Linked DNA regions of Homo sapiens: region 1 is linked to region 2. Evidence: read pairs that join two places in POLR2A ChIA-PET (ENCODE). Cell type or tissue: MCF 10A. All regions are shown on one strand. Each heading gives the region's core, and the rest is flanking DNA. Links, peaks and the distances in the headings are about the cores only.

The links. Peaks named below come from ENCODE experiments on the same cell type or tissue, not always from the same donor. Only the 100,000 strongest peaks of a DNase experiment are listed, where the experiment ranks them.
Region 1: POLR2A ChIA-PET joins it to region 2 with 5 read pairs; 2 of 35 experiments call an interaction of 5 or more read pairs at or near these places.

What each region holds. Positions count from the first base shown.
Region 1 is chr3:94,403,773-94,409,162 of GRCh38, forward strand. No RefSeq gene overlaps it. Among named protein-coding and RNA genes, the nearest start is that of NSUN3, 340 kb to the left of the region's middle. In MCF 10A, for the core only: no CTCF peak of the experiment used is centred there; no DNase peak of the experiment used is centred there.
Region 2 is chr3:94,291,054-94,296,443 of GRCh38, forward strand. No RefSeq gene overlaps it. Among named protein-coding and RNA genes, the nearest start is that of NSUN3, 230 kb to the left of the region's middle. In MCF 10A, for the core only: no CTCF peak of the experiment used is centred there; a DNase peak (open chromatin) is centred at 3,038.

The DNA of each region.
Region 1 (5,390 bases), core at 155-5,154, 110 kb after region 2:
GACCAGTGTTTTAGAGCTTTTCTCCTATATCTTATTTTATACTTTCAGGTTCCATGTTTAAATTTTAATCCATGTTAAGGTGATTTTTATATATGGTGTGAGACAAGAATTCAATTTCTTCCTTTTGCAGGTGTATATCCAATTTTCCCAATGGCATTTATTGAACAGACTGTTCTTTTCCTATTGCATGATCTTGGCATCTTTGTCAGAAATCAGTTGACCATAAATGCACGAATTTATTCCTGGGGCTTTTATACTGTTCCATTGGTCATGTGGGTCTGTTTTTATGCCAGTACCATGCTATTTTATAATATGTTTTGAAACTAGGAAGAGGGATGTCTTCAGCTTTGTTCTTTTCAGTAAAGATTTTTATGACTATTCAGACTTTTTGTGGTTCCATACAATTTGATTACTTTATTATATTTCTCTGAAAAATCACATTAGAATTTTGATAGGGATTGCATTGAATCTGTAGTTCATTTTGAGTAGTATGAATATTTTCACAATACTAAATCTCCCACTCCATGAACATGGAATATCTTTCCATTTATTTGTGTTTTGTGTAACTTCTTTCATCAATGTTTTGTAGTTTTCAATATACAGGTCTTTTATCTTCTTAATTAAATTTACAACAAAGCATTTAATCTTTTTGTTGCCATTATAAATGAAATTGTTTTATTAATTTTGTTTTTGGATGGTTCATTATTAGTATATAGAAACATTATTGATTTTTGCATGTCACTTTTGTATCCTGCAACTTAATCCATTTATCAATCCAAAAACATTTTTTTTTTATTTTTGATGAAGATTTTAGGGTTTTCTATATATAAGATCTTGTCATCATCAAATAGAGACAATTTTACTTCTTACTTTCTTATTAGGATGCATCTTATTTCTCTCTCTTGCCTAATTTCTCCGGCTAAGACTTCTAGTAGTATGGTGAAAAGAATTGGCGAGAGAGAGCATTCTTGTTTTGTTTCTGATGGAAAAATATTCAGCTTTTCACTATTGAAAATGAAATTAGTTATGAGTTTGTAAAGATGGCCTTTATTGTGTTGAGGCGCATTACCTCTATACCTAATCTGTTGAGAGTTTTTATTATGAAAGGGTGTGGAATTCTGTCAAATGCTTTTGCTGCATTTATTGAGATGATTACATAATTTTTATCCTTTATTTTATTACTATGGTGTATCAATTCTTCCTGTAAGGGGCCCCAGAATCATGGGGAAGCTGAATGTCTACTTTCATCTTACTTTTCCCACTGTAGAAACTGGAGGTCCAGGGGAATCGTCTGTGTGGCACTGTGCTGACTTGAAGGAGGGATAGCATGGTGAAAGGCAACCATTTCTTTTACTCTTGGGACATGGCTTTTCTCAAATTTCTGCAGTTCAAGGCAGTGTGTTGTTTCAGCCTCACTTCCTAATTCTGAGATATTCACAAAGGTATCCTTTGTCTGTAAATAGTTGCTGGTTCGAGGGCAGTGAAGCCACAGTACTCCTATTCCACCATTTTTCTGACACCACTCTCCACATGTATAATTTCAAAAGGATTCCTGTGTTATATTCAGTTGCTTTATGTGTAATCACAAACTCTCCTACCCTTTCCCATATAGGTGACAAGCAAAAAAAGAATCCAACTTTACATCTAGAATGTCTGGGCAATGCGATATCTTCTCATTCAAGTTTAGATGTGGTTAGCTGACTCATGTATAGAGTGGTACTTTTGACTACCCAATACTCACAACGTACAATGAAGAGCTAAACTTTTTTTTACAGGCAAGGCAGGGCTTCTCACAGTGGCCCTATTGATATTTTGGGTTGATTAATTATTTCTTCTTGGGGATTTTCCTGTGTATTTTCATATGTTTTGTAGCATCCCTGGCCTCTATCCATTGAATGTCAGTAGCCCCCTTCCACCAAACTCGTGACATAAACAATGTCTCCAAACATTGCCAAATACCTTCTGAGGGGCGAAATCTCCCATAACCAAAAACCACTGAAATAAGGAGAAAATGTGAAGAAATATAGAGCTGTCAAGAGTCCAAAACCATTACATAATTATTAGAGTGGAGCTGTTACAGTGGCTAGCCCTGGAGTCAAATTCTTTCGGTTTGGATTCTTACCCTTACAAATTTTCTAACTGTGAGCAATGCCCTTAACTTTTTGTAAGCATGTTTTCTTTTCTTCAAACCAACATAGTGATAGGAACTATCTCATGAGTTGTTTTGAGGATTCAATGAGCCCTTAATACAATGCCTGCATACAATGAGTGCATGTCCCATTAATGTTAGCTTTCATTATTATCAAGCTAGGCTGGGACACTGAGAAGTATCCACATATTTACTCACTTTCCTGAAAGTGGTATGATTTATTTGGTCAGAAATTTTGGTGTCCTTGTTATACCCAAAAGGAAAAATTTGAAAAAATTCAATTTTGCAAGGTTCTTTATAGACATATCTGCAGGGGTATTTATGAGGCTTCACCAACGGTGGGATGGTCTACCTCTGGAGGAAAATTCTGTCACAACCATGCAGATTGCCTCTGCAGTTAAATAATAAGGCACCATTGTTTACCAAGCCTGTGGTTTCTTTTTCAATAAATCTTTCCTCCCTCTCTCTCCCCCGACTTTCTTTCTTTCTCTCTCTTTTTCTTTCTTTCTTTCCTTCCTTCCTTCTTTCTTTCTTTCTTTCTTTCTTTCTTTCTTTCTTTCTTTCTTTCTTTCTTTCTCTTTCTTTCTTTCTTTTCTTTCTTTTTCTTTCTTTCTTTTTTCCTTCCTTCCTTATTTTCTCTTGTCCTCCTACTCTTTGTTCTTCTCTCCTTTTTTTTTCTTCTTCTCACTTTCTTAAGCTCTATGTGTAGTTGCCTGTAAGTTTCATTTGATGGGAATTCTTCAGCAATAAATAAAATTAAATATTGTGAATTTGGGATCTTTGTATATGGATCTCTCCTTTGCAGTTTCTGTTTCTTAGCAACAGGTCCCACACCCTCTCAATGTGTCAGGTCTCAGCTCAATGCCTTTGGTTTAAGCCACTGCCCAAATACAATAAAGTAGTAGGCCAGAGTGGTAAGGCAGAGCTTCTTAAATGCTCAAAGCCTAGAGTCTGCATTTTCTTTGATGATGCTTTTAGAGAAAAGTTAACACCTTTGCCAGATAGGGAGTTCAGAACAACAACAAAAGGAAAGCTCAAGAGCACCCTGATAGAAGAGACTACTCCATTATATTGGTTCTTTTGGGTTTCAGTCTTAGCTAGTGCAGTGCTTCTCCCTTCCTAACCTTTGCAAACACAAATTTTGATGTAAGGTAGATAACTTTTGCAATTCTTTAGTATGCATTAATTATAAGGTTTAGAAGTCACAGCTTAATGGCCACAGGTAGAAAATGTATCTTTTAAAAAGCATTTATGCTTGTAGTGGCCTTTCTCTTTTCAGATGGAGAAACTTGGATTAAAGCTTGTGTCTCTCCTATGGGAACTTGCTGAATCCTGGGAAACAAAGGCAGCATTCCAATACTCTAATATTTTTCTCCCATTGAAAATTGAATTTAGGCAGGCACATATTAAAGACTATCAATTGCTTAATAAACTGCTTCCCTGACTTAGAACAATTATTTTTCCAGCATTGGATGGAAGGATCTTCACTGTCCCCTAGTGCAACTTGAACAAGCTACTTCTACATTTTAGGGCTTATAACTTTTTTCTTCCTCTTTTGGTATTGTTTTTGTATTTAATTGACATTAGTTTAAATTAAGACAAAATTTAAACTAACGTCAGCAAAAGGATATATACGTTATATATATAAAGGTATAAATATATATATGAAAATATAAAAAGCATATATATATATATTAAGGGATGACTGCTGGGATATCTATAGGAAGCAGGGAATCTTCTAGGATCTTAAGAACTGAAATCAGAAACTTGATGTATTCATTCAACAAACTTCTATTGAGAACCTGCTATAGTATGTGCCAAACTCTGAGGTCAACATGGAGCAAAAACAGTCACTTACTGATTTCCTAAAACTTAAAGTCTGTATTAATGAGGTTATCTGTTTCCAATTCTTACTACGTCTTCTTAATTGCTTAGCAGATTCATTTTCTTAGATTTCTTTATGTGGCAGTATACACAATTCCTAACATTTCCTGAGTTACATCCTTTCAATTTCTCAACTTGAAGAAAGGGTAGTTTTTCTCTGGTCGTTCTATCAAGAAAATCTTGGAGGGAGGCACTCCTGGATTAATCACCTTAGGATGTGAAAATAGTATACTATCAGTAGCCATGTTTGGGTCTCTCTGTAACAATCTCTCTATAGAGTAAAACTTCTGTCCTTTACTGAGGTTGAGGAGGAGCAATAACCTGTTTTTATCTCTTCCAGCAGCTCCGCTCCAATTCCTAAAACTCGACCCTCCAATCCTTTGTAGATTTAGCTTTCAGGTCCCTCAAATTGTTTTCTAGCTCCCAAAATGCTGCTGCTGTTGTGCCTCAATTTCTTTGTCCTTGAGCATGATTCTTTTTTTTAAAAAAGCAGTTTCCTCTCCTTTTATTGCACATTTAGAGATTTATTGCATTTCTTGTACATATGTAAACTGATATGTTATCTGTATGTTTCATGTAGGTGTACTTTCTATGAAGCCTCATTTGACTATTGCTCTTCAAAGCACCTACCATTGATGTAGCCTCATCTCAATTTTATGCAGTTGCCTTGATGAAATCCCAGTTGGTTAGATATTTACTTAATCAGTGTTGTTCTTGGGATCAACAGCTATGTATTTTTCAGATATACTGATTTGACCGAATTCAGACAGAAGACAATTATTTCCTTATAAGTTGTCAGTTGTCTTGAGAAATCTATTGATAATTTCATGTCGTCATCACTTTTTAGTCATCTGAATACCTAGACTATTGATTTATAATGGGATTGGCTAGATTCTTCTCTACTTTTTTTGTGTGCCACTAACTTCAGAGGTGGAGAATCTTATCACTGAAAGGACCACCTTTCTTCACACAATAAGATGTTATATCTTTTAATATTGGAAAATGTGTCAAAATTTTGACAATGCTAACAAAGATTTTAGTGAGAGGAAAGAGAAAATATTTTAATTCGTGTTGAAATGCAGCAAGGAAAATTTGAATCCAGGAGTTTGTACTGTCAGACACTGATATATACTGGCAGAGGTTGCCTTGTATTCCTCGTATTTTCTGAATAAGACATACCTAATTAACTACACTAACAAATACTAAAAATATCAGGTGATGGCTTTAATGACTATCTAACTTCTCTACTTCTATTTCTCCGCCATTGCTTAAGGTTTTTTTTTGTTTGTTTGTTTGTTTGTTTTTTTTCTCATGGCTCACAGCAGCCTCGACCTCCCTGGACTCAGGTGATCCTCCC
Region 2 (5,390 bases), core at 72-5,071:
CTTTAACAGTCCTCCAGGGAGCTCCGCTTAACTTTAGCCTTTTCCCAATCTCTAAAGCTCTTTACTGCAGTGTGTACTCACCTTCATGGAAATTGTTAAGTAATTCTCCCTAACAGGGAGTTTACTTTCCTGAATACACTCTAGGCAGAAATATTTATATTTCATTTGAGCATTTGAATGTGAACCCTATTTCTAATTTAGTGACTATCTTTGAAAGCTTACTAATAAAACTAGAAGACCCAAAGAAGTGGAAACTGTGCCTATAGTCACAGTGGTGGTGGTTGTGGTGGTGAGAGCTGCCTAGTAAGGTTATTTGGCCAGAGCTTTACATTCAGAAAAGGTCTCAAATTTAGACTTCCTATAATCTTAAAATACGAAAATAACATGCAGATACATACATAGTGTATTGAAAGATGATCATTGTACATTTCAAACTTGCTGTTCCCAAACCACATCAACATAACACACTATGAATTGATACAGATATCAGTTTATTGATATGTCTTTTAATTAGTTTATTAATTTATTGATATGTATTTTAAAATATCTATTCTATATGTATCTGGCAAATAGCAAAATAGTAGCATTATAATTTTTGCTTAAAATATGTAATTTTTAAAGGTAAATATTGAAAATCTAACCACAGTTGTAGATAGTTTCAGTAGCATTTCTGGAATTCATTTCCTGCCTTCCCACTTCCAAATATTACCCAGATTTTCTTTCGGCTCTATTCATCTCTCATCTGTTCACTCTGCCTTCAATACACAATGGTTCTGGTTTTCTTGACAGTCAGCATGTTTCATTCTTGTAGCCACAACCACTGGTTCAGGGATAGATGTGACTTCTGTGGTCTAACTTGGTTGAGTTCCAGGACTCTTTCTTGGAGAGCTGTTATATTTCTTCTCTCAATAGATTTGAACAAAGAAATGTGGACTTTATACTATAAGAAGAATGAACCTTATGACGATAGAGAGGAAGAATTGGGTCCCTCCATTATACTGTGAAAGTTGATCATACTAATTAGGTCATTCTTGTCATACCCAGCTAAATCAGAGTCAAGGAGCCAGGGGAAAAAAGCACTTGAGATACATAACATTGCTCTAGAAATATAATTCTCTTCAGGTCCACCTGCTGAACTTGCAGAGTTCAGCAAATATTACTCAGATTTTATTTTTGCTCTATTCATCTCTCATGTATTCACTCTACCTTCAATACAGAATGGTTCTGGTTTTCTTGATAGTCAATACATTTCATTTTTGTAGCCACAATAAACCTGAGACCAAATACACAATTGTAACCTGAGACTAGTTTTATCTATAGCTCCTGCTGAGATAACTTGCTGCAACTCTAGGACTAATGCTGCCCACTGATATCACCCACTATTGAAGCTTGCCAGCTCCCCAAAGCTTTACTAATGCCAATGAATTTTTTCTCAAGACCACACATAACATTCTTCTTTTTTATAAAACCCCCAACTTTCTCTTTGTTCTTAGGATATACTAAAGACCATCTAATCTACATACATGCCCTGAATTACAATTCTTGCTTCCCAAATAAAACGTTAAGTTTAGAGATTCAACTCTACATTTTAATTTTGACTTTGAAATACATGGTGTCAGAAGTGGGCTCTAAAGCTGATTGACCTTGAGGAGAATCACTGGCCCTTGGGATTATGGTGTGAGTTACCTATAATGGAGATCTTTGAGTGCCCCTTTTCCCCCTGATGAGTCTTTCTTGGACAGAGCTCCTGAATTTGGTTTGAGTTCCATTTTATTTGGGATTTGGTTGAGAGAGGTCTTTCTCCTCCCTGTTTGAAGAGACGTCTTTCTCTCTCTTGTCTGGGATATCTTTTGTTGAGGAGGGTTATTTCCTCGTGTTGACCTCAGCTGTGAGGTTTCGACCTCCAGGTTCAGATGAGGGGATTTTGACTTCTCTAATTTAGTTTGTCTCAGGAATAAACTAGAAAGCAAAGGCTCTAAAACTAAGCAATCTGAATGAAATGTGTACCTTAATTGGTACACTGAGGCATCTAAATGCAATTGGGAATCAAAATTTTTCTTGCTCCAAAATATTAATTAACAAAGACAAATAATAAATTAAAAGAAGAAAAAAAGACTTTAAAAGTTCAAAATCCTTCTGTCTCTCAGGTGCCATCTACTGCCTCTCCTCTCAATCTTTCACTTTCCAAACTTTCTTCCTTTTTAATACATCTTCCTGTGCTAACACCCCATCTCCTGCTTTTCAGTCTCAACCTAGAAAACTTGCTCCTTTAAGATCAGGCTCTCTAACAATCCTGAGGTTCCCTAGATTTCTTATGACCCTTGGACTAAATTTGAACCTCATGCTATAGCCAAGGAATTTCCTAGTTACTGAAGACTCCCATTATTTTTCCATGAATTTTACATTACAGTTCAGGCTTAAAAGAGCTTGGCTTCTCTGGCCTTTACTGACTTCTTTGTATGCTTGTAGAAAGCCAGGTCCATCACCAAATGCAAAAGCAGATTGTAAACATCTCCAAAAGGATTTAGTGAGACCTGTTCCTACTTCCTCAGCATATGGTCTGCAATACTGGGAACAGACTCAGCAACTTGCAAGAAATTTACATGGGGCCATTGTCAAAGCATTTCCCAAAGCCACAGACTGCAATAAAATTCAAGCTTGTACTCAATAGCCAAAAGAATAGGTTCACAACTATTATATCAGGTTCCAAGCTATACTTAGAGAAAATCCTAGTTTTCCCATGGATGTTGACTCCACTAGAGTCACCTTTAATTCTGTGTTTGCTAATGGTCTCTCATAAGAGCTTCCTCAACTAATAAAAAGAGCCTGCCTAAAATAGGAGACCATATCAACTACTAATCTTGTTAATTTGGCAAATTAATGGCCTGAAACCTTAGACAATACCAATAAAAAGAAAGCCACTAAAATTTTAAATGTCCAACTACACAGATGAATGCTTCCAGAAAAAACAATTGAGGGCTGAGTGCAGTGACTCATGTCTGTAATCCCAGCAATTTGGGAGGCCAAGGCAGTTGGATCACTTGAGCCCAACAGGTTGAGACCAGTCTGGGGAACATGGCAAAATCCCATCTCCACCAAAAAAAATACAAAAATCAACAGGGTGTGGTGGTGCATGCCTGTAGCCCAGCTACCTGGGAAGCTGAGGTTGGAGGATCACCTGAGCCTGGGAGGTCAAGGCTGCAGTGAACCATGATGGCACCACTGCCCTCCAACCTGAGTAACAGAGTGAGACCCTTTCTCAAAAACAAAACAAACAAACAAAAAACAGACGAACAAAAACTCCATAATTGAGACCCTAAATGGTACAACTTGAATCCACAAGGGCTATTTCCTGGTAACTGTCACTATTGTAAATAGCCAAACCACTGGAATAAGAACTATCCTAAGCTTAAATGAATTAGACATCCTTCAAAAGAACTTCCATTATCTCCCCCACAATGTAGGGGATGTGAGGACTCAGTGTTTTCTTCAATCCTCCCTCTTAATCACTGTGAGGAGATTACTCTTCAGATTGGCAATAAGATTCTAACTGTTCTCAGAGACACAGGAACAACCCTATCAGTTCAACCCCATCTGCCCCTACCTCAGAGTAATAAAACATCCAAAGGGTGGCAGTCTCTAATAAGCCATTGATAGCATTTCTGTCCCAATCTATTACTTTCTGCTTGGGATTTTTACAGGATACTCATCTTTTCTTGCTGGTGGAGTCTGCTCCAGCTCATTTACTGGGATAAGATTTTTTAAAGAGAAAAACCATGCCGGCATCTCCTTCTCCCAAAAGAGGGAAATAATTCTAGAATTTGATGACCCCAATAGTTCACTGAACTGTCAAAAAAAGGAAAACCTAAAAAAAAATATGTTTTTAAAGTGACTCAAGATTGCTTCAGTTTGGACATATGAGTAATAAAAACTAGGCCTATAAACTAAAGTTAATCTCTCACTCACAAGGATGAGGTCTGTCAAATATTTAACTGACATGTACTAATTACAACCTTTCCTATCAGATAAAGCACAAAGACAGGATAAAATCAGGTATCTCTCTCCAGACCTTAAGACAACTATATACTAGTTAACATTTTACTCTGTATATGTTAACCACCTATTTGCTTTGTCTTATATATAAGGTCACTGAGCACTAATCAGAATTGTAAGAATGTCACCTTTGCTTCACTGTCTCCCTTCTTTCATTTTTTAGATAACAAAATGTATAAATTTTGAGCTCATGTAGCCCACTCTAGGACATATTCTTGGTTTGTGCTAATTCTGCATTTCTGGATTGCAATCCTCAAATTTGGCTCAAAATAAAATTAAGTTTATATTGACTCTTATTTTAGCCTCTAGTTGACAGGACTCTACCAATGATGTCTCAGTTATTTGTTATGCTGTCTCATGTGCCAAAGACATCTCTGTTGCCTTCCAAAATTCCTTATTGGAACAGACACCTGTGTCTTTATGGGCCATATCATCAGCAGAGTACACTCCTAATAAAAATCCAAATTGACCCCCTTGCCTAATATCGAAGAGTATCTCTTCAGTCAATTTGCCTGACAACGCATAAAACCCACAACTGAAAAATAGAAGCCTCGAGGTTTAATAATTCTTTGTACTAGTCTCTGTAATACTCCCATTCTCCCAATAAGAAAACCTAACAGCCAAGGATGAAGATGTGTTCAAGATAAATAATATCATCATACCCCATCATCCCATAGTTCCAAATTTTCACACTTTGCTGACATGAATACCAACTGATAGTAAATTTTTCACTGTAATTAAACTCTGCAGTTCCTCCTTTAGCTTCTTGTTGATTAAGGCCATCAATACGTATCTGCCTTCACCTGGGTAAAACTGTAATATACCTGGGTGGTTATGCCTTAGGGATATACTGAAAATCCTTTTTACGTCTCCCAAATTCTGAATGCTGATTTAGGAGATGTGGCTTTTTCTTAAAACTTGTCTTTATTACATTAGTTTGTTCTTCCTCATAGGCAAGACTGCAAGGAAGACAGTGTACATTTATTAAAACTCCTAGCCACCAAAGGTCATATGGTTTCTAAAGAAAAACTACAACTAGTTAAGTCCCAAGTTAAATATCTGGGTCATCTGATTTCAGAAGCAGAGCTGCATTTGGATCCTGAACAACTACAAGGTGTTCTACAATTCTGTAAGCTCAAAATAAAATGACAACTTTGAGGGCTTTTTGGATTCACTGGATGGGATACTGCCATTAACTGGATACCAAACTTCTCTTTGACTGTCTGATCCCTGCATGTCCTACTTAAAAACCTCTAAACCTGATACCATTATATGGAAAAAAATATGTAGTTACTGGTTTTTTAAACTTAAATGAAGGACTTTTAAATACTCTTGCC